2 separate regions of the Homo sapiens genome follow, and region 1 is linked to region 2. Evidence: chromatin loops called from intact Hi-C (ENCODE). Cell type or tissue: transverse colon. All regions are shown on one strand. Links, peaks and the distances in the headings refer to the core of each region. The heading gives the core; the rest is flanking DNA.

What was found. A loop is a pair of places that touch in the nucleus more often than their neighbours do. Peaks named below come from ENCODE experiments on the same cell type or tissue, not always from the same donor. Only the 100,000 strongest peaks of a DNase experiment are listed, where the experiment ranks them.
Region 1: it touches region 2 in a loop (2.1-fold over the local background); 42 of 110 quality-filtered maps call a loop at or near these places.

What each region holds. Positions count from the first base shown.
Region 1 is chr19:848,509-853,523 of GRCh38, forward strand. It overlaps ELANE (elastase, neutrophil expressed), which reads left to right and starts at 3,795. Exons shown (of 5, transcript NM_001972.4): 1 at 3,795-3,887; 2 at 4,368-4,524; 3 at 4,754-4,895. The coding sequence starts at 3,821. RefSeq lists an enhancer at 2,317-3,029. In transverse colon, for the core only: no CTCF peak of the experiment used is centred there; a DNase peak (open chromatin) is centred at 2,223; H3K27ac peaks cover 1,587 bases; H3K27me3 peaks cover 4,794 bases.
Region 2 is chr19:763,121-779,693 of GRCh38, forward strand. It overlaps MISP (mitotic spindle positioning), which reads left to right. Exons shown (of 5, transcript NM_173481.4): 5 at 381-1,198. The coding sequence ends at 470. Among named protein-coding and RNA genes, the nearest start is that of LINC01836, 11 kb to the right of the region's middle. RefSeq lists an enhancer at 15,603-16,317 and a silencer at 15,889-16,183. In transverse colon, for the core only: CTCF peaks have their summits at 7,307 (motif pointing right), 7,506 and 8,289; a DNase peak (open chromatin) is centred at 7,361; H3K27me3 peaks cover 340 bases.

The sequences.
Region 1 (5,015 bases), core at 16-5,015, 80 kb after region 2:
TTTCCTAGAACTGTCCCTGCTGGCTCAGGGACTCCTTGAGGAAGGGGATGGGGATGGGGAAGCAGCCTGGGGGGCTTCCTGGAGGAGGTGGCAGTGCCAGAGCTGCATATCAAGGTGTGAACAGAAACATCCGAAGGGCTGCCAGGCAGGGGGCACAGTCCAGGCAGAGACCTGAGGGCTAGAGGCCAGGGGACGGGGAGGAGGGCAGGCAGGGGAGGGATGTGGGTGCAGGGGAGGGGTAATGGGGTTGGAGCGCTATTTCTCGTAGGAGGGGTAGGCAGGGCAGGAGTTCCCTGGTAGAAGCATGAGCAATGAACTGGGTGGGGGGGTGGCCAGAGGGGAGGTCCGAGGCGGGGAAGAGGTGGGACTCACAGTCCAGCTCAAAGACGGGCAAGTGGCCACTAGAAGGAGGCATTAGCCACAGAGAGGGGACGACCTGCTCCAGGACACGTGTAGAGAAGAAATGAAGCTCATTGCTGGTGTTTTTTTTTTCTTTTTAATATTTTTTTGAGACAGAGTCTCGCTCTGTCACCCAGGCTGGAGTGCAGTGGTGTGATCTCGGCTCACTGCAAGCTCCGCCACCCGGGTTGAAGCGATTCTCCTGCCTCAGCCTCCGGAGTAGCTGGGACTACAGGCACAGACCACCACGCCCAGTTAATTTTTATATTTTTAGTACAGACAGGGTTTCACCACGTTGTCCAGGCTGGTCTCGAACTCCTGACCTCAGGTGGTCCACCCGCCTCAGCTTCCCAAAGTGCTGGGTTTACAGGCGTGAGCCTACTTACTTATTTACAGCTGGCCTACTTATTTATTTTTGAGACAGGGTCTCACTCTGTCGCCCAGTCTGTAGTGCAGTGGTGCAATCTTGGCTTACCGCAGCCTCAACCTCCTGGGCTCAAGTGATCCTCCCACCTCAGCCTCCCGAGTAGCTGGGACTACAGGTGCCACCACACCCAGCTATTTTCTTAGTTTTTGTAGAGACGGGGTCTGGCTGTGTTGCCCAGGTGGGTCCTCAGTGACTCTTTACATATGAACACCTCCAGGTCACTGTAATCTTAGCAATCTCCTGGCCTCCCAGAAGACCCCACGTCCCCCTCGGAGTCTACACCCGCTGTGACCATAACACCCCTACCTTCCCTGCCACAGTTAATGGTGAACCAGCTCTCAAAGCAACACTTTCTTTTTTTTTTTTTTTTTTTTTTTTTTTTTGAGACGGAGTCTCGCTCTGTCGCCCAGGCTGGAGTGCAGTGGCATGATCTCGGCTCACTGCAACCTCCGCCTCCTAGGTTCAAGCAATTCTCCTGCCTCAGTCTCCCGAGTAGCCGGGATTACAGGCAGGTACCACCACGCCAGGCTAATTTTGTATTTTTGGTAGAGACGGGGTTTGTCCATGTTGGTCAGGCTGGAATTCCCAACCTCAGGTGATACACCCGCCTCAGCCTCCCAAAGTGTTGGGATTACAGGCCTGAGCCACCGCGCCCGGCCAGACAACACTTTCTTAGCTAAGAACTTTATGAACGTGAATTTATTTCATCCTCTTGACAGGTTTATGTGATGGATCCTACGATTATAATTTTACAGAGGAGGAAACTGAGTCACGGAGAGTTTATTTCAGGGGCCTGAAGTTACACAGTGGCCAAATGGCCACACCAGAACCAGGATATGAACCCAGCGTCGGCACACTTAATAATGACTGCACGTGAGAATGTAGTATACAGCTGGTGCTCAATAAATGCAGCTGACGCCAAGTCTGATCTCCGTGCTGGAGGCCAAGCCCCTTCCAAAGATACGGCGTCCCCCACCCCTGAAATCCCCCCACCCCCGACTTGAAACAGGGCTGTGTAGACAGTAGGCGCTTACTAAGTGCACTGTGGTGATGTTAAGGCAGCAAGGTGGGAACCCTGCCAAAAGGGGAGGGGAGAAGGCAGGGTAGTGTGTGTCTGATTAAGCTGAGGACAGGGCAGACATGGACTGAGCGCCTGCTGTGTGCCAGGCTCTGGGAGGGCAGGGCCATTGTCTCCCTAACCCGAGAGCCATGGGGGTCCACTTGCCTGTGGTCACGTCAGGACTCCAGCCTGGCCCAGGCTCTGCGTGTCCCCGGGTGCCCTCGCCCCGCCTATTCCTGGAGACAGGCCCGTTGGTTCCCTTCCCCTCCCCTTGTCCTGGAGCCAGGAGGACGTTGGTTCTTGCGACAGCCTTGGCCCGGCCGTTGCAGCTGGAACATCGTGGGGGAGATGGGAAGAGGAACGGGGCCCGGAGCCCGGGGCTGGGTCCTGGGAATCCCTTTCCCGCAGCTGGGACTCCAGCTCCCCTGCCAGTTCCTCCAGGCGGAAGCCCTCAGGCTTGGTCCTCACTCCAGCCTCCCGGCCTGGACAGGAATTCTCTCTCCAGCAGCCCTGCCAGATGCCCGCCCAGCCCCTGCCTCAGGCGGGGAGGGCTTCAGGGAAGCTCACCAAGGCAGAAGGGCGGGAGAGATTGTCAGAGCCCCAGCTGGTGTCCAGGGACTGACCGTGAGCCTGGGTGAAAGTGAGTTCCCCGTTGGAGGCAACAGACGAGGAGAGGATGGAAGGCCTGGCCCCCAAGAATGAGCCCTGAGGTTCAGGGAGCGGCTGGAGTGAGCCGGCCCCAGATCTCCGTCCAGCTGCGGGTCCCAGAGGCCTGGGTTACACTCGCAGCTCCTGGGGGAGGCCCTTGACGTGCCTCAGTTCCCAAACAGGAACCCTGGGAAGGACCAGAGAAGTGCCTATTGCGCAGTGAGTGCCCGACACAGCTGCATGTGGCCGGTATCACAGGGCCCTGGGTAAACTGAGGCAGGCGACACAGCTGCATGTGGCCGGTATCACAGGGCCCTGGGTAAACTGAGGCAGGCGACACAGCTGCATGTGGCCGGTATCACAGGGCCCTGGGTAAACTGAGGCAGGCGACACAGCTGCATGTGGCCGTATCACAGGGCCCTGGGTAAACTGAGGCAGGTGACACAGCTGCATGTGGCCGGTATCACGGGGCCCTGGATAAACAGAGGCAGGCGACACAGCTGCATGTGGCCGGTATCACGGGGCCCTGGGTAAACTGAGGCAGGCGAGGCCACCCCCATCAAGTCCCTCAGGTCTAGGTTTGGCAGGTTTGGCAAAAACACAGCAACGCTCGGTTAAATCTGAATTTCGGGTAAGTATATCCTGGGCCTCATTTGGAAGAGACTTAGATTAAAAAAAAAACGTCGAGACCAGCCCGGCCAACACGGTGAAACCCCGTCTCTACTAAAAATACAAAAAATTAGCCAGGCGCAGTGGCTCACGCCTGTGATCCCAGCACTCTGGGAGGCTGAGGCAGGCGGATCACCCGAGGTCAGATGTTCAAGACCAGCCTGGCCGACAGGGCGAAACACTGTCTCTACTACAAATACAAAAATTAGCCGGGAGTGGTGGCAGGTGCCTGTAATCTCAGCTATTCAGGAGGCTGAGGCAGGAGAATCACTTGAACCTGGGAGGCGGAGGTTGCCGTGAGCCGGGATCACGCCACCGCACTCCAGCCTGGGCGATAGAGCAAGACTCTGTCTCCAAAAAAATAAATTAAAAAACCCACATTGATTATCTGACATTTGAATGCGATTGTGCATCCTGAATTTTGTCTGGAGGCCCCACCCGAGCCAATCCAGCGTCTTGTCCCCCTTCTCCCCCTTTTCATCAACGCCCTGTGCCAGGGGAGAGGAAGTGGAGGGCGCTGGCCGGCCGTGGGGCAATGCAACGGCCTCCCAGCACAGGGCTATAAGAGGAGCCGGGCGGGCACGGAGGGGCAGAGACCCCGGAGCCCCAGCCCCACCATGACCCTCGGCCGCCGACTCGCGTGTCTTTTCCTCGCCTGTGTCCTGCCGGCCTTGCTGCTGGGGGGTGAGTTTTTGAGTCCAACCTCCCGCTGCTCCCTCTGTCCCGGGTTCTGTTCCCACCTCTCCATAGAGGGCCCCACCAGTGTGGGTCCCTCATCCTCACAGGGGAGGTGCCAGCTGGGACAAGGAGACCAGAAGAGACTGAGGTTCTGAGCGGTGAAGCCACCACCAGGAGCCCAGAGTTGGGGTTTGAAAACCGGGGAGGGGGGGGGGGTCGCAGGTCGCCCTCTGGGTTCAAGTCCAGGTCTGTCTGTGCCTTGGAGGGGCACCGTGGGGAGGTCCCTTTGCCTCTCCGTGCCTCAGTTTCCTCATCTGAACAACAGGGGTGCGAACGGCCCCGATCCCGTGGGTTCCCGGTGGGGGATCCCGTGGGTTCCCGGTGGGGGATCCCGTGGGTTCCTGGTGGGGGATCCAGAGGCCCCGTGGCCGGGAGGGGACAGGCTCCTTGGCAGGCACTCAGCACCCGCACCCGGTGTGTCCCCAGGCACCGCGCTGGCCTCGGAGATTGTGGGGGGCCGGCGAGCGCGGCCCCACGCGTGGCCCTTCATGGTGTCCCTGCAGCTGCGCGGAGGCCACTTCTGCGGCGCCACCCTGATTGCGCCCAACTTCGTCATGTCGGCCGCGCACTGCGTGGCGAATGTGTGAGTAGCCGGGAGTGTGCGCGCCCGGCTCGGACCCCGCGTCCCGGTCTGTGAGGTGGGTGGGGGGAGGCCGGGGCCGGGGCTGCTGGCGGGGGGGGGTCCGTCCAGGGCCCGCGGGGCCCCTCGAGCACCTTCGCCCTCAGGCCCGTCGCCGGATGGGGACGACAAGGCGCGGCTGAGCCCCGACCCCCGGGGCCGCCCCTGAGCCCCGCCTCTCCCTCCCCGGCAGAAACGTCCGCGCGGTGCGGGTGGTCCTGGGAGCCCATAACCTCTCGCGGCGGGAGCCCACCCGGCAGGTGTTCGCCGTGCAGCGCATCTTCGAAAACGGCTACGACCCCGTAAACTTGCTCAACGACATCGTGATTCTCCAGGTGCCGCCGGGCGGGGCGGGGGGCGCAGGGGCGGAGGCCAGAGGCCTGGGGAGGGTGGAGGCTGCGACGGAGGGGCGCGTCGGGGCCGCTCGTGGGGACCTGGGGTGGCATCGTGGGCTG
Region 2 (16,573 bases), core at 5,139-10,138:
CAAAAAATTAGCCAGGCGCCGTAGCGGGCCTCTGTAGTCCCAGCTACTCAGGAGGCTGAGGCAGGAGAATGGTGTGAACCTGGGAGGCAGAGCTTGCAGTGAGCCAAGATCGCGCCACTGCAGTCCAGCCTGGGCAACAAAGTGAGACTCCATCTCAAAAACAAACAAAAAAGCCAAATACAGACATTTTTCCTGCCCTGGAGCTCAGCATGAGTTAGCATATTCTTTGATCATATTACTAGGAGTAGAGGGTCTGAAACAGAGGAGGGGATCCTACTTTACCCCCGTTCTAGGCCTCTCTAATGAATTGGCAGTTGGAGGAGACATCTTGGGGGTGTGGTAGGACCTGGATCGGGGGAATTCATGCCTCCTTTTTGCAGGTCCTGGAAGCCATACGGGTGACCCGTCACAAGAACGCCATGGCAGAGCGCTGGGAATCCCGCATCTACGCCAGTGAGGAGGATGACTGAGCCTCGGGATGGGGCGCCCACCCCCTGCCCTGCCCTGACCCTCGTGGGAACTGCCAAGACCATCGCCAAGCCCCCACCCTAGGAAATGGGTCCTAGGTCCAGGATCCAAGAACCACAGCTCATCTGCCAACAATCCCACCATGGGCACATTTGGGACTGTTGGGTTTTTCGTTTCCGTTTCTATCTTCCTTTAGAAATGTTTCTGCCTTTGGGGTCTAAAGCTTTTGGGGATGAAATGGGACCCCTGCTGATTCTTTCTGCTTCTAAGACTTTGCCAAATGCCCTGGGTCTAAGAAAGAAAGAGACCCGCTCCTCCACTTTCAGGTGTAATTTGCTTCCGCTAGTCTGAGGGCAGAGGGACCGGTCAAAGAGGGTGGCACAGATCGCAGCACCTTGAGGGGCTGCGGGTCTGAGGGAGGAGACACTCAGCTCCTCCCTCTGAGAAGTCCCAAGCTGAGAGGGGAGACCTGCCCCTTTCCAACCCTGGGAAACCATCCAGTCTGAGGGAGGAGGCCAAACTCCCAGTGCTGGGGGTCCCTGTGCAGCCCTCAAACCCTTCACCTTGGTGCACCCAGCCACACCTGGTGGACACAAAGCTCTCACATCGATAGGATCCCATGAGGATGGTCCCCTTCACCTGGGAGAAAAGTGACCCAGTTTAGGAGCTGGAGGGGGGTCTTTGTCCCCCACCCCCAAACTGCCCTGAAATAAACCTGGAGTGAGCTGCCTGCCTTGGTCCCTGCCTGGTCCGGACAAAGTCCCCTGGGCCTCCACTCTCTGTTTCATTTTCTTGGCGACATTAGGTTCCACCCCGCTAGGCCGTGAGCCTGTGGGGCTGTCAGGTTCCCATGGGGGGGTTGCCAGCATCTGCATGCAGTAGGTGCTTAGCTGATGCTTGTTGAGTGACTGACAATTGATCATGGAGAGGCACCTTCAGCAACACCAGGCCCGGGGCCCAACCTCACCAGCCCGGCTCCTCCAGCCCCGTCTCACCACGTCCATCGCAGTACCCAGGGTGCTTATTAAGCATTTGCTGAATCCCTCACCACTCTGGTCTCAGAGGAGGCCGGAGGGTCATTAATTCGGCTCCGCATGTATACCAGGCTCACATCCAGGGAAGCCAGATCCTACTGGTCAGAGGCGTGGGCGCTGGACCCAAGTCCTGGCTCTGCTGCCTGCTGTGTGGCCTTGGGTGGGGGGGGGTCCTCTCACTGCCCCATGCCTCAGTTTCCCTCTGACACACAGGGATAACGATAGGACCAGGCTCCCGGGCAGTAGGAGTTAATTTACGTAAAGCTCTCGGCACATGGGGACCATTGACGTTGGATTCAGTGCCTGATGGCAGGGGCGTGTCCTCAGACACCCCCCAAAGCAGGCCTCGGCCCCCAGGCTCCCCCAACCCTGCTGGGAGCAGCGGGTGTTAATTACACCTAGGCCAGTGTCTCCTCCTTGGCTGCTCAGTGTCCGCTGCGCTGCCTCAGGGAAAACCGCGCAGCCACGCCGGGCCCAGGCAGGCAGATGTGGAACCGAAATAGCTGGGCAGTGGGGGCTGTGGGGACCCTGGGGAGGCGGGGGAAGGGGGCTGAGGGGCTACATCTGGGCAGAGCAGAGACTGAGGGAGGAGGGAGAGCCCCTGTCTTCAGGGAGACCCCAGTCTGATGGAGGAGGCATCTGCCTTCACAGAGATCCCAGGCTGATGGAGGAGGCCCCTGCCCCCAGGGAGACCCCAGTCTGACGGAGGAGGCATCTACCCACAGAGGGGCCACAGTCTGACGGAGGAGGCCTCTGCCCTCAGGGAGACCCTATCTGATGGAGGAGGCATCTGCCCTCGGGGGACCCCAGTCTGATGGAGGAGGCAGGTTATGTGACCATAGAGGGAGGCTCAGTGGCCATAGTTGGTGACTTCTTTCATGTCGGGGCAATTCTATTCCAACCCCAAGAACCAAACGTGGGGCCTGCGGGAAGGGAGGGCCTCACACACAGTCCTGGGTGAGTCCCATCAGTTTCTCCACTGTCTGCCACCCCATCTTCCCCCGATGCCCCATGTTCTGTCCCTCTGTCCCTGTGCTCTGAGGATGTGTGAGCCTCCACTGGCTACTATAACAAATCACCACCCACCTAATGACTTAAAACAGCAGACATGGTTGGGCGCAGTGGCTCACGCCTGTAATCCCAACACTTTGGGAGGCCGAGGCGGGCAGATCACCTGAGGTCAGGAGTTCGAGACCAGCTTGACCAACATGGTGAAAGTCCGTCTCTACTAAAAATACAAAAAATTAGCTGGGCCTGGTGGCAAATGCCAGTAATCCCAGCTACTTGGGAGGCTGAGGCAGGAGAATCACTTGAACTGGGGAGGTGGAGATTGCAGTGAGCCAAGATCGTGCTATTGCACTCCAGCCTGGGTGACAGAGTGAGACTCTGTCTCAAAAAAAAAAGGCAATCTCTCCCTGTCTCTCTCAGGCTCACCTTCCTGCCTCCTCTCGTGAGGGCCCTATGAGGACACTGGGCCTCCATGTCACCCAGGATGTTCTCCTGTCTCACGGTCCATTACTCAGTCCCATCTGCAGGTGCTTCTGCCACGAGAGGTGACACGGCCACAGGTCCCGGGGATTAGGAAAGGGATGTCTTTGGGGCCATTGTTCTGCCCACCAGAGGATCTCGACATCCCCCTTCTCCGTGACTCTTCAGTCACCTCTGCTCAGGGCCGGCCAGGACTGTTGCACAGGCTGTGCCCTGCACAAGCCCCCTGCCAAGACCAAAGGGCAAGGCTCTGTGTGCGGCCAGGGTCCCCGTCTTCAGTGTCCCTGGCCCTGGCTGTGGCCTGTTGCCAGACACCGCGTCACCAAGGGGTGCATTATTCCCACATCATCCCAGTTGGACGGTCACCTCACCCTGCCCATCGTCCTGCCAGCAAGATGGTCCCACAGCGGCCTCAGTTCTCAGAGGCTCGGCAGGGTCTCCCCTGACCCCGTAATGCCCCTCACTGCCCCTGGGCGCTGGGTTCAAGAAGAACCGCCTGCTTCGTTGCAGGAAGTGATGTCCACCCCCAACTCTGGATCGGAAGCCACGATCTATCCTCCAGACCCAACACCAGGTCCCCAGCCCTTTATCTCTCCTGTCTGTCTGTCCATTTCTGGTGTTCAGGCCTCTCTCTCCACGTCTATCTCCCTGTTTCTGTCCCTCCTGACCTCTCTCTTTTTCCATGATTTTTGCTTTCCTCCCTCCCCGTCTCATCCTAAATTTGTTTTTTTGTATTTTGTTTTTTTTTTGAGACGAAGTCTCGCTCTGTCGCCCAGGCTGGAGTGCAGTGACGCCATCTCAGCTCACTGCAAGCTCCGCCTCCCGGGTTCAAGGGATTCTCCCACCTCAGCCTCCCGAGTAGCTGGGATTACAGGTGCCCGCCACCACGCCCGGCTAATTTTTGTATTTTTAGTAGAGACGGGGTTTCTCCATGTTGGGCAGGCTGGTCTCAAACCCCTGACCTCAGGTGATCCGCCCGCCTCGGCCTCCCAAATTACTGGGATTATGGGCGTGAGCCACCACGCCCGGCCCTCATCCTAAATTCTTAAAACCTGCTCTCCTCTCAGCCATGATTTTCTTTGTCCTGTGCCATAAAGAATTCTCAGAAGCAGGATGCAGCTTCTGCTGCTCAAGGGTGAGCCCAGCCAGTGGGATCTGGTGTCGCTGCCCGCAGACCCCTCAGTCAAGAGCGGGGTGGGGGGCAGCAGGAGCTACAGTAACAGCCCGGATGGTCCTGCTCCTGAAGGCACCCCACCCTGCTGTCCAGAGGAGAGACCGAGGCTCAGACATTTGAGCCCCACATAACCCAGCCTGCCACACACCGCAGACTCCAACAGTGTAGCCCCTGTACCCCAGAAGTCACTTCAGCAAATCACTCAGGGCTCCACCTCACATCTGTCCCCAAGTCCTTGGGGACTTGCTCACTCAGCAGAAGACCAAGAGAAGCCAGATGCAGTGGCTCACACCTGTAATCCCAACACTTTGGGAGGCTGAAGCGGGCGGATCACCTGAGGTCAGGAGTTTGAGACCAGCCTGGCCAACATGGTGAAACCCCGTCTCTACTAAAAATACAAAAAATAGTCAGGTGTGGTGGTGGGCGCCTGTAATCCCAGCTACCCGGGAGGCCGAGGCAGGAGAATCCTTTGAACCCAGGAGGTGGAGGTTGCACTGAGCCAAGATTGTGCCACTGCACTCCGGCCTGGGCGACAGAACAAGGCTCCGTCCTAAAGAATTAATTAATTAATTTAAAAATAAAAAGAAAATGTGCACTTTCATCTTGTATTATTCTGTCCTTTTGTTTGTTTGAGATAAAGTTTCGCTCCATTTGCCCAGGCTGGAGTGCGTGATCTCGGCTCACCGAAACCTCTGCCTCCTGAATTCCAGTGATTCTCCTGCCTCAGCCTCTCGAGTAGCTGGGATTACAGGCCCACGCCCCCACCATACCCAGCTAATTTTGTACTTTTAGTAGAGACAGGGTTTCTCCATATTGGCCAGGCTGGTCTCGAACTCCTGACTCCAGGTGATCCACTTGCCTCAGCCTCCCAAAGTGCTGGGATTACAGGCGTGAGCCACCTCGCCCGGCCTATTCTGTCCTGTTTTTTTAAGATTTAGTTTGCCGGGCACAGTCACTCACACCTGTAATCCCACCATTTTGGGAGGCCGAGGCGGGCGGATCACAAGGTCAGGAGATCGAGACCAGCCTGGCCAATGTGGTGAAACCCTGTCTCTACTAAAAATACAAAAATTAGCCGGGCGCAGTGGTGCGCACCTGTAATCCCAATTACTCGGGAGGCTGAGGCAGGAGAATCGCTTGAACCCGAGAGGCGGAGGTTGCAGTGAGCCAAGATCGCGCCACGGCACTCCAGCCTGGGCGACAGAGCAAGACTGTGCTCAAAAAAAAAGATTTAGTTTAATTCCTGTAATGAGTCAGCCCCTTGGAAAATCAGACAGAATTCTGCCTGCTGAGCAGACACATTCCAGAAGTTACTCTGTGAGAGGTTTAGACGAATTCCTAGTGAAATTTCCAGGGGCGGGAGAGCGTGTCTGGAAGGTCTGCGGACATCACAGCAATCACAGAGGCCTTTGGGGCGGGCAAAACTGTCCGCTGGCGCTCGCTGCTAGCAGGAGGGAGTTCATATTCTTTCCTGGTTTCCTCCTGGCTCAGTGTATCATGATATGCCAGGGAAAGGAGGAGAATTCTCTTTTTTGTTTGTTTGGTTTTTTGAGACAGAGTCTCACGCTGTTGCCCAGGCTGGAGTGCAGCGGCGCAATCTCAGCTCACCACAACCTCTGCCTCCTGGGTTCAAGCGATTCTCCTGCCTCAACCCCCGGAGTAACTGGGATTACAGGCACCCACCACCACGCCTGGCTAATTTTTGTATTTTTAGTAGAGACGGGGTTTCTCCATGTTGGGCAGGATGGTCTGGAACTCCAGACCTCAGATGATCCACCCGCCTCAGCCTCCCAAAGTGCTGGGGTTACAGGCGTGAGACACTGCACCTGGCCTCAACTCCATTTTAATTAACCCTGCAGGGGCCAGGCATGGTAGCTCATGCCTGTAATCCTGGCATTTTGGGAAGCTGAGGCAGGAGGTGGATCACCTGAGGTCAGGAGTTTGAGACCAGCGTGACCAACATGGTGAAACCCTGTCTCTAGGAAATACAAAAAATTAGCTGGGCGTGGTGGCAGGTGTCTGTAATCCCAGCTACTCGGGAGGCTGAGGCAGGAGAATCACTTGAACCCAGGAGGCAAAGATCGTGGTAAGCCGAGATCGCACCATTGCACTCCAGGCTGGGCAACAAGAGCGAGACTCCATCTCAAAAAATAAAAATAAATAAATAAAAAATAAATAAAAATAAAAAAAATTAGCCAGGCGTGGTAGCGCGTGCCTAGTCCCAGCTACTCAGGAGGCTGAGACACGAGAATCACTTAAACCCGGGAGATGGAGGTTGCAGTGAGCTGAGATCGCGCCACTACACTCCGGCCTGGGCAACAGAGCAAGACTTCGTCTCAAAAATAAATAAATAAATAAATAAATAAAATAAAGAGATTTAGGAGAGGACACAAGCAAACATAACTCAGACTGACTTTGGCAAAACTAGGCTTTATGGGTTCCCGTAACTGAAACATCAATGTAGGGCCAGCTTCAGGCTCAGCTGGTTCCAGGTGCCACACAGCATCCTCAGGTTCCTTCGGTGTTGGGAGCTCAGGCTCCAAGCCCAGGACAGATTCCCAGCTCTGCCACATGCCCCTGAGGGACCCTGGGCAAGGCCTACCCCTCTCCCAGCCTCAGTGTCCTTATCTGTAAGTGAAGTCGCCACATTGACATCCCTGCCCTGGGGGACGTCATGAGGGTCACCGGGCACCTGGTGAAAATCAGTGAGGAATAAGAATGAATGTTGAGGCCAGGTGCGGTGGCTCACGCCTGTAATCCCAGCACTCTGGGAGGCCGAGGCGGGCGGATCACGAGGTCAGGAGATCAAGACCATCCTGGCTAACATGGTGAAACTCCGTCTCTACTAAAAATACAAACAATTAGCCGGGCGTGGTGGTGGGCGCCTGTAATCCCAGCTACTCGGGAGGCTGACGCAGGAGAGTGGGGTGAACCCAGGAGGTGGAGCTTGCAGTGAGCCGAGATCGCGCCACTGCACTCCAGCCTGGGCGACAGAGCGAGACTCCGTCTCAAAAAAAAAAAAAAAAAAAAAAAAGAATGAATGTTGGTTCTGACCAAGTAAATTAACGAATTGTCACCAGACAATGACTTCCATGTGACTTTCTGGTGTGAGCCGGAGAGGAGCCGATGCACGCTGCCACCAGAGGGCGGCAAACACCAAGGATGCAGCCGCGGCCCTCGCCCCGCCAGGGAGAAAACGCACCTGCCGCCACTCTCACCTTCTCATTCCCGTAACCGGATGGTGTTTGCTTAGTGCTCCTTGAAAGCCTGGACAGGGCCGGGCGCGGTGGCTCACGCCTGTAATCCCAGCACTTCGGGAGGCCAAGACGGGTGGATCACTTGAGGTCAGGAGTTCAAGACCAGCCTGGCCAACGTGGCAAAACCCCGTCTCTACTTAAAAAAAAAAAAAAAAATAGCCGGGTGTGATGGCGTTCACCTGTAATCCCAGCTACTCAGGAAGCTGAGGCAGGAGAATTGCTTGAACCTGGGAGGTGGAGGTTGCAGTGAGCTGAGATTGAGCCATTGCACTCCAGCCTGGGTGACAGAGGAAGACTCCATCTAAAAAAAAAAATTATTTGTAGAGATGACAGAGTGAGACTCCATCTAAAAAAAAATTATTTGTAGAGATGGGGTTCTCACCATGTTTCCCAAGCTGGTCTTGAACTCCTCAAGTGATCCTCCTGCCTCATCCCCACAAAGTGCTGGGATTACTGGTGTGAGCCATCGAGCCCAGCCCTGACCAACTATTTAGAGGTTGAAAACAGAGCCCGCAGGGCCGGGCGCGGTGGCTCACACCTGTAATCCCAGCACTTTGGGAGGCCGAGGCCCTCGGATCACGAGGTCAGGAGATTGAGACCATCCTGGCTAACAAGGTGAAACCCTGTCTCTACTAAAAATACAAAAAAATTAGCCGGGTGTGGTGGGGGGCACCTGTAGTCCCAGCTACTCAGGAGGCTGAGGCAGGAGAATCACTTGAACCTGGGAGGAGGCGGAGCTTGCAGTGAGCCGAGATCGAGCCACTGCACTCCAGCCTGGGCGACAGAGTGAGACTCCGTCTCAAAAATAAAAATAAAAATAAATAAATAAAATTAGCCGGAAGTGGCCGAGTGCGGTGGCTCTTCCACAGCAGCCAGAGGGCGCCTGTGAGGCTGACTGGGGGTGTCCCTGCTCTGCCCACAGCCCTCCATGGCTCCCATTTCCCTCTGGGTAGAAGCCCAAGTCCTCCGTGCAGCCCACAAGGCTCTGCCCAGTCCCCTCTCTCCTCTCCCTCCTCTGTCTACTCTCCCTCCTCCCTGTCTCCCCCTCCTCCTCTGCCCAGTCCCCTCTCTCCTCTCCCTCCTCCCTCTCTCCTCTCCCTCCTCCCTCCCTATCTCCCCCTCCTCCTCTACCCAGTCCCCTCTCTCCTCTCCCTCCTCCCTATCTCCCCCTCCTCCTCTACCCAGTCCCCTCTCTCCTCTCCCTCCTCCCTTTCTCCCCCTCCTCCTCTACCCAGTCCCCTCTCTCCTCTCCCTCCTCCCTGTCTCCCCCTCCTCCTCTGCCCAGTCCCCTCTCCTCTCCTTCCTCCCTGTCTCCCCCTCCCTCCTCCCTGTCTCCCCCTCCTCCTCTGCCCAGTCCCCTCTCTCCTCTCCCTCCTCCCTGTCTCTCCCTCCTCCTCTGCCCAGTCCCCTCTCCTCTCCTTCCTCCCTGTCTCCCCCTCCCTCCTCCCTGTCTCCCCCTCCTCCTCTGCCCAGTCCCCTCTCTCCTCTCCCTCTTCCCTGTCTCCCCCTCTGCCCAGTCCCCTCTCTCCTCTCCCTCCTCCCTGTCTCCCCCTCCTCTGCCCAGTCCCCTCTCTACTCTCCCTCCTCCCTGTCTCCCCCCTTCCTCTGCTCCAGCCACACGGGCCTCCTCCCTGTTCCTCCAACTTGCCAGGCGGGGTCCTGCCCCAGGGCCTTTGCCTCCCCAGGTGAGGTCCGGCCCCAGGGCCTTTGCACGGCCATGTCCTCTGCCTGGTTTCCCTTCCCTAGGTACCCACTGGGTTCATTTCTTCACTTCTTTCAAGGCTTTGGTGAACGCTCCCCTCATCACACAGCTGTTGCTCAGTAAATATGGCAGAATAAATAGCTGGGCAGGGCTCAGTGGCTCATGCCTGTGATCCTAGCACTTCTGGAGGCTGAGGCAGGAGGCTCACTTGAGCTCAGGAGTTGGAGACTAGCCTGGCCAACGTAGAGAGACTCCATCTCTACTTAGGGTGACCAGGGGAGAGAACAAAATCATGGGCTCATTTTTTTTTTTTTTTTGAAATGGAGTCTTGCTCTGTCGCACAGGCTAGAGTGCAGTGGTGAGATCTCGGCTCACTGCAACCTCCACCTCCTGGGTTCAAGCAATTCTCCTGCTTCAGCCTCCTGAGTAGCTGGGATTACAGGCACATGCCACCACACCCGGCTAATTTTGTATTTTTAGTAGAGACAGAGTTTCGCCATGTTGGCCAGGGTGGTCTCGAACTCCTGACTGCAGGTGATCTGCCCGCCTCACCCTCCCAAAGTGCTGGGATTACAGGTGTGAGTCACTGCACCCAGCAAAAAATGTTTATTATTCCCATTTCACAGACCAGCAAACTGAGGCCCAGAGGGAGCCGCCTGAGGAAACTGGATTGCGCAGCTGATGGAGTCTCAACCAGAGAAGGGGCCCGTGGGGCCTAGATTCAGACTTCCGGCTGTGCAGGCAAGCAGGAGGGCCCCCCAGTCAGGGTCCCCAGGACACCAACCCCAAGCCAAATGAGGCCACCAGAGGCTGTGCCCAGCCCCAGTCCCGCACGGGGCAGGTGTGGAGCAAATGCTGGCGGGATAGAGGGATGGAGAAGGGGGCTGCCTGGGAGTGAGGGGCTGGGTGCCCCACCCACCTGGCCTCAGCCTCCTGCCCTATCCGAGAACAGAGCTCTGGTTTCCTGCCCGGCAGCCCGTGAGGAGCAGCGAGGCATGGCCAGCTGGGGGCCGGACAGTCCTGAAGAGCTTGAGGACTGGCTCCTGGCTCCTAAAGCATAGCGCCGGCTCTGGGGATCTGCCAGGGAGAGACCAGCTCCAGGGCCCCTGGATGCAGGTTAGAGCTCAGGCTGTCCCCTGATGGCCTCGGTGCTATGGGTGAGTTTCTCCACCTCTCTGTGCTCAGCCTCTCACCGGAGAGGGGGTGGGTGATCCTGGCCTGAGTAGGTGACCAAGGCATCCTCCTCTGTGGCTGGTATTTCCCAACACCCTCAATAAATTCACAGGTGGCTCAGGCCTGTAATCCCAGCACTTTGGGAGGCCAAGGCAGGCAGATCACCTGAGGTGAGCAGTTTGAGACCAGCCTGGCCAACATGGTGAAACCTTGTCTCTACTAAAAATACAAAAATTAGGGCCGGGTGCCATGGCACATGCCTGTAGTCCCAGCTACTCGGGAGGCTGAGGCAGGAGAATCGCTTGAACCCGGGAGGCGGAGGTTGCAGTGAGCCAAGATTGTACCACTTCACTCCAGCCTCAGCAATAAGAGCAAAACTCCATCTCAAAACAAAATAAAAAATAAGGGCGCAGTGGCTCATGCCTGTAATCCCAACACTTTGGGAGGCCAAGGCAGGCGGATCACAAGGTCAGGAGATTGAGACCATCCTGACCAACATGGTGAAACCTCGTCTCTACTAAAATACAAAAAATTAGCTGGGCATGGTGACGGGCGCCTGTAATCCCAGCTACTCAGGAGGCTGAGGCAGGGGAATCGCTTGAACCTGGGAGGCAGAGGTTGCAGTGAGCCGAGATCCTGCCACTGCACTCCAGCCTGGGTGACAGAGCGAGACTCCATCTCAAAAAAAAAAAAAAAAACAAAAACAAATTGGTTTGTTTATTTTCCTGTTGATTTGTGGGAGTTCTTTATATATTCTGGACCTGAGTCCTTGATTACATTATGCACTGCTAGCTAGTACCTTCTCCCAGTCTGGCACTTTCCTTTTGAGTCTTCTTCTTTTTTTTTTTTTTTTTTTTTTTTTCTGAGGCGCCTGCCACCACACCCGGCTAATTTTTGTATTTTTAGTAGATACGGGGTTTCACCATGTTGGCCAGGCTGGTCTTGAACTCCTGACCTCATGATCCACCCGCCTCGGCCTCCCAAAGTGCTGGGATTACAGGCATGAGCCACAGTGCCTGGCCCCTTTTGAGTCTCTTAATGGTGTCTTTGGACAAACTCATTTGTTCAAAATAAAATGCAATTTTTTTTTTTTTAGATGGAGTCTCACTCTATCACCCAGGTTAGAATGCAGTGGGACAATCTCTCCCAGGCTCAAGCGTCTCTTCTGCCTCGGCCTCCTGAGTAGCTGGGATTACAGGTGGGTGCCACCACGCCCAGCTAATTTTGTGTATGTTTAGTAGAGACCAGGTTTCACCATGTTGGCCAGGCTGGTCTTGAACTCCTAACTTCGAGATCCGCCTGCCTTGGCATCCCAAAGTTCTGGGATTACAGGCATGAGCCACTGTGCCTGGCCATGTTAGGATATTTCTTTTTTTCTTTTCTTTTCTTTTCTTTTTTTTTTTTTTTGAGAGTCTCGCTCTGTCACCCAGGCTGGAGTGCAGCGGAGCCATCTCGGCTCACTACAAGCTCCGCCTCCCAGGTTCATGCCATCTCCTGCCTCAGCCTCCCAAGTAGCTGGAATTACAGGTGCCCACCACCACGCCCAGCTAATTTTTTGTATTTTTAGTAGAGACGGGGTTTCACCGTGTTACCCAGGATGGTCTTGATCTCCTGACCTCATGATCCGCCCGCCTTGGTCCCCTAAAGTGCTGGGATTACAGGCGTGAGCCACCGCGCCCGGCCCATGTTAGGATATTTCTGAGCAAATCTGAGGGTTTGGCCTGGAACCCTCAATTTGAGGTTGCAAACCCTGTTTCCTGCTAAGCCAGACAGATGGTGCTGGAGATGGGGAGGCCATGGTTTATGTTTTGTCCACTCTGGGTGCTGCCTGGACAGGTGACTCATGCATGTGGCGGAGCAGTCCAGAGTGAGGACTGTACCCCTACAGACACTCCCCCAGACCATGCTGGTGGCCTGAGCTGGGGGCTGCCCAAGTCCCCTCCCCGGGATCCACTTCTGGGGCCTCCCAAGCCTTCCCTGGGGTCAGTGAGTGCTGGAAGGGCAGCCAGCAGTGTGTGTCCACGGGGGGGGGCGGGTCACCACTTATCTGGGCATTAAATATTTGGGGGGGTCTCAAAATAATGGAAAACAGGGGGCCAGAAGTGGTGGCTCATGCCTGTAATCCCAACACTTTGGGAGGCCGCAGTGGGAAGATCGCCTGAGGTAAGGAGTTCAAGATCAGCCTGGGAAACATAGCAAAACCCTGTAATGAAAAACCCAAAAATTAGCCCGGCGTGGTGGCAGGTGCCTGTGATCCCAGCTACTCGGGAGGCCGAGGCGGGAGGACTGTTTGAGCCCAGGAGGTTGAGGCTGCAGTGAGCTATGATTGCACCACTGCTCTCCAGCCTGGACAACAGAACGACCCACTTTCTCAAATAAATAAATAAATAAATACGCTGAGGCCAGGCGCGGTGGCTCACGCCTGTCATCCCAGCACTTTGGGAGGCCGAGGTGGGCGGATCACGAGGTCAGGAGATTGAGACCATCCTGGCTAACATGGTGAAACCCCCGTCTCTACTAAAAATACAAAAATTAGCCAGGCGTGGTTGCGGGCACCTGTAGTCCCAGCTACTCGGGAGGCTGAGGCTGGAGAATCTCTTGAACCCGGGAGGCTAAGGTTGCAGTGAGCCCGAGATCACACCACTGCACTCCAGCCTGGGTGACAGAGTGAGACTCTGCCTCAAAATAAATAAATAAATAAATATTAAAATAAATAGGGCCGGGCACGGTGGCTCACACCTGTAATCCCGGCACTTTGGGAGGCTGAGGCAGGTGGATCACGAGGTCAGGAGATCGAGACCATCCTGGCTAACATGGTGAAACCCCGTCTCTACTAAAAATACAAAAAATTAGCCAGGCGTGGTGGCGGGCGCCTGTAGTCCCAGCTACTCGGGAGGCTGAGGCAGGAGAATGGTGTGAACCCGGGAGGCGGAGCTTGCAGTGAGCCGAGATCGCGCCACTGCCCTGCAGCCTGGGGGACACAGCGAGACTCCGTCTCAAAATAAATAAATAAATAAATAAATAAATAAAAATAAAATAAAATAAAATAAATTAATTAATTAAAATAGAGATGAGATCTGCCTCTGCCGCCCAGGCTGGAGTGCAGTGGCGTGATCATAGCTCACCGCAGCTTCCAACTCCCGGGCTCCAGCAATCACAGGACAAACCTCCCGCCCGGCCCTGCAGCCAGGTGCTCACACCAGCCCTATTTATAACAGGAATCCATGGAAATTTCTGGCCCCACCAAGCTGCTGTCATGAATAAGTCATCGTCCGGATCAATGATTCCACCCAGGGAGCATCTGCAAGTTTCCACCTCGTTCTCCCTGGGCCCCGGACAGCCTGGCTGGGACGTCAGAGCTACCAGTCAGGCTGCGGAAACAGCCTGGGGGTTCCTCTGTGACCAAACCATTCCACGCCGTGGTCTCTACCCAGAGAAAGGAAAACACAGGTCCATACGCGTGTTCGAGGCGGCATGATTCATAACGAACAAAAGGAGAAGACAGGCCGGGCGCAGTGCTTCATGCCTGTGATCCCAGCACTTTGGGAGGCCGAGGCGGGTGGATCACGAGGTCAGGAGATCGAGACCAGCCTGGCCAACATGGTCAAACCCCATCTCTACTAAAAATACAAAAGTTAGCCGGGCATGGTGGCAGGTGCCTGTAATCCCAGCTACTCGGGAGGCTGAAGCAGGAGAATTGCTCTAGCCAGAAGGGTGGAGGTTGCAGTGAGCCAAGATTGTGCTGCTGCACTCAGCCTGGGAGTCAGAGCGAGCAAGACTCCGTCTTTAAAAAAAAAAAAAAAAAGAAAAATTCAGCCGGGCGCGGTGGCTCACACCTGTAATCCCAGCACTTTGGGAGGCTGAGGCGGGTGGATCACAAGGTCAGGAGTTCGAGACCATCCTGGCTAACACGGTGAAACCCCGTCTCTACTAAAAATACAAAAACTTAGCCAGTCGTGGTGGCGGGTGCCTGTAGTCCCAGCTACTCGGGAGGCTGAGGCAGGAGAATGGCGTGAACCCAGGAGGCAGAGTTTGCAGTGAGCTGAGATTGCACCACTGCACTCCAGCCTGGGCAACAGAGCGAGACTCTGTCTCAAAAAAGTAAAAAAAAAATAAAATAGATGTATATAAAATATATAAATAAATATATATAAATATATATATAAATATATTTTTTCTTTTTTTTTTGGATGGAGTTTTGCTCTTGTAGCCCAGGCTGGGTGCAATGGCGTGATCTCGGCTCACTGCAACCTCTGTCTCTCGGGTTCAAGCAATTCTCCTGCCTCAGCCTCCCAAGTAGCTGGGACTACAGGCGCCCGCCACCACACCCAGCTAATTTTTATATTTTTAGTAGAGACGGGGTTTCACCGTGTTAGCCAGGATGGTCTCGATCTTCTGACCTTGTGATCCACCCTCCTCGACCTCCCAAAGTGCTGGGATTACAGGCGTGAGCCACCGCGCCCGGCCTATTTTTTAAAAGATTATGGATTTAGGGCACCTCCTCCCTTCTCCTTTTAGCCCCAGATAACATTCCATTCTCGATGTTTATCTGCTCGCCTGCCGAAGGACGTTTTGGTGGCTTCCAGGGCTGGGCTGTTATGAATAGCAGAGCTGCAGGCCGGGGGCGGTGGCTCACGCCTGTAATCCCAGCAGTTCAGGAGGCCAAGGTGGGAGGGTTGCTTGAGGCCAGGCAATCGAGACCAGCTTGGGCAACACAGCAAGACCCCAATCTCTAAAAAACATACAAAAATTAGCCAGGCATGATGGTGCACACCTGTGGTCCCAATGGTTCCAGCCACTCAGGAGGCTGAGGTGGGAGAATCACTTGAGCCCAGGAGGTCGAGGCTGCAGTGGGCTATGACTGCACCATTGCACCTCAGCCTGGACAGGAGGACAAGACCTTGTCTCAAAAAAAAATTTTTTTTTTGAGAGGGAGTCTCACTCTGTCACCCAGGGTAGAGTGCAATGGTGAGATCTCGGCTCACTGCAACCTCCACCTCCCGGGTTCAAGCGATCCTCCTGCTTCAGCCTCCAGGGTATCTGGGATTACAGGCGCCTGCCACCACGCCCAGCTAATTTTTGTATTTTTAGTAGAGATAGGGTTTTGCCATGTTGGCCAGGCTGGTCTCAAACTCCTGACCTCAAGTGATCTGCCTGCCTCAGCCTCTCAAAGTGCCGGGATTACAGGCGTGAGCCACCATGCCCAGCCAAAAAAAAATTTTTTTTTTAAATAATAAAATAGAGGCTGGGAGTGGTGGCTCACGCCTGTAATCCCAGCACTTTGGGATCACCTGAGGTCAAGAGTTCGAGACCATCCTGGCCAACATGGCAAAACCCTGTCTCTGCTAAAAACACAAAAATTAGCTGGGCGTGGTGGCTTGTGCCTGTAATCTCAGCTACTTGGGAGGCTGAGGCAGGAGAAGCGCTTGAACCCAGGAGCCGGAGGTTGCAGTGAGTCGAGATTGTGCCACTGTGCTCCAGCCTGGGCAACAGAGCGAGAGTTCGAATCAAAACAAACAAAAAAAGCCACAGGCGGCCACACATAGACCGTCACTGACCTCCTGGAGCTTCTCTTCTCAGGGAAAGGAACTTCCAGACTCAGAAAACTGGGGCAGGAAACATCCAGGCCAGTTTTTCCAGCCCACCGGATCTCAGGCAGCTTCCAGGAGGATTGCCTGAACTCGCTGAAATTGCCCAATTCCCTCCTGGGCACATGGTTTTCAGATGATGAACACACACCCTGCACCGGGGCTGAGGCCTCACCCTGGCGTTTGAATCCTGGGCCCCGGGTTTAGTCCACAGGAGGAGAAGCCACACTGGCTGCTGGGAGGGAATGGGAAGCGGGCAGCCGCCGTGGAAAACATGGATCAGTGCTTCAGAAAGCCAGACAGCGGCGCCGTCTAACCCCACCGTGCGGCTCCGAGGAATCCACCCCAGATAACCGAACACAGCGGCTCTCAATAAACATGTTCACAGCAGCATGAGCCACGGGAGCCAGGGGTGGACGGAAACAGTGGCACGAGCCACAGGAGCCAGGCGTGGAAGGAAACAGTGGCACGAGTTACGAGAGCCAAGCGTGGAAGGAAACAGCAGCATGATTCACGGGAGCCAGGCATGGACGGAGTCCACAGGAGCCAGGCGTGGAAGGAAACAGTGGCACGATTCACGGGAGCCAGGCGTGGATGGAAACGGAGAGGAGCAGAGAGCAAGGCTCTGACGCCAGCCACAGCGCAGATGCACCCTGAGGATGTAGGGCTCAGACGGATGCCCGACACGA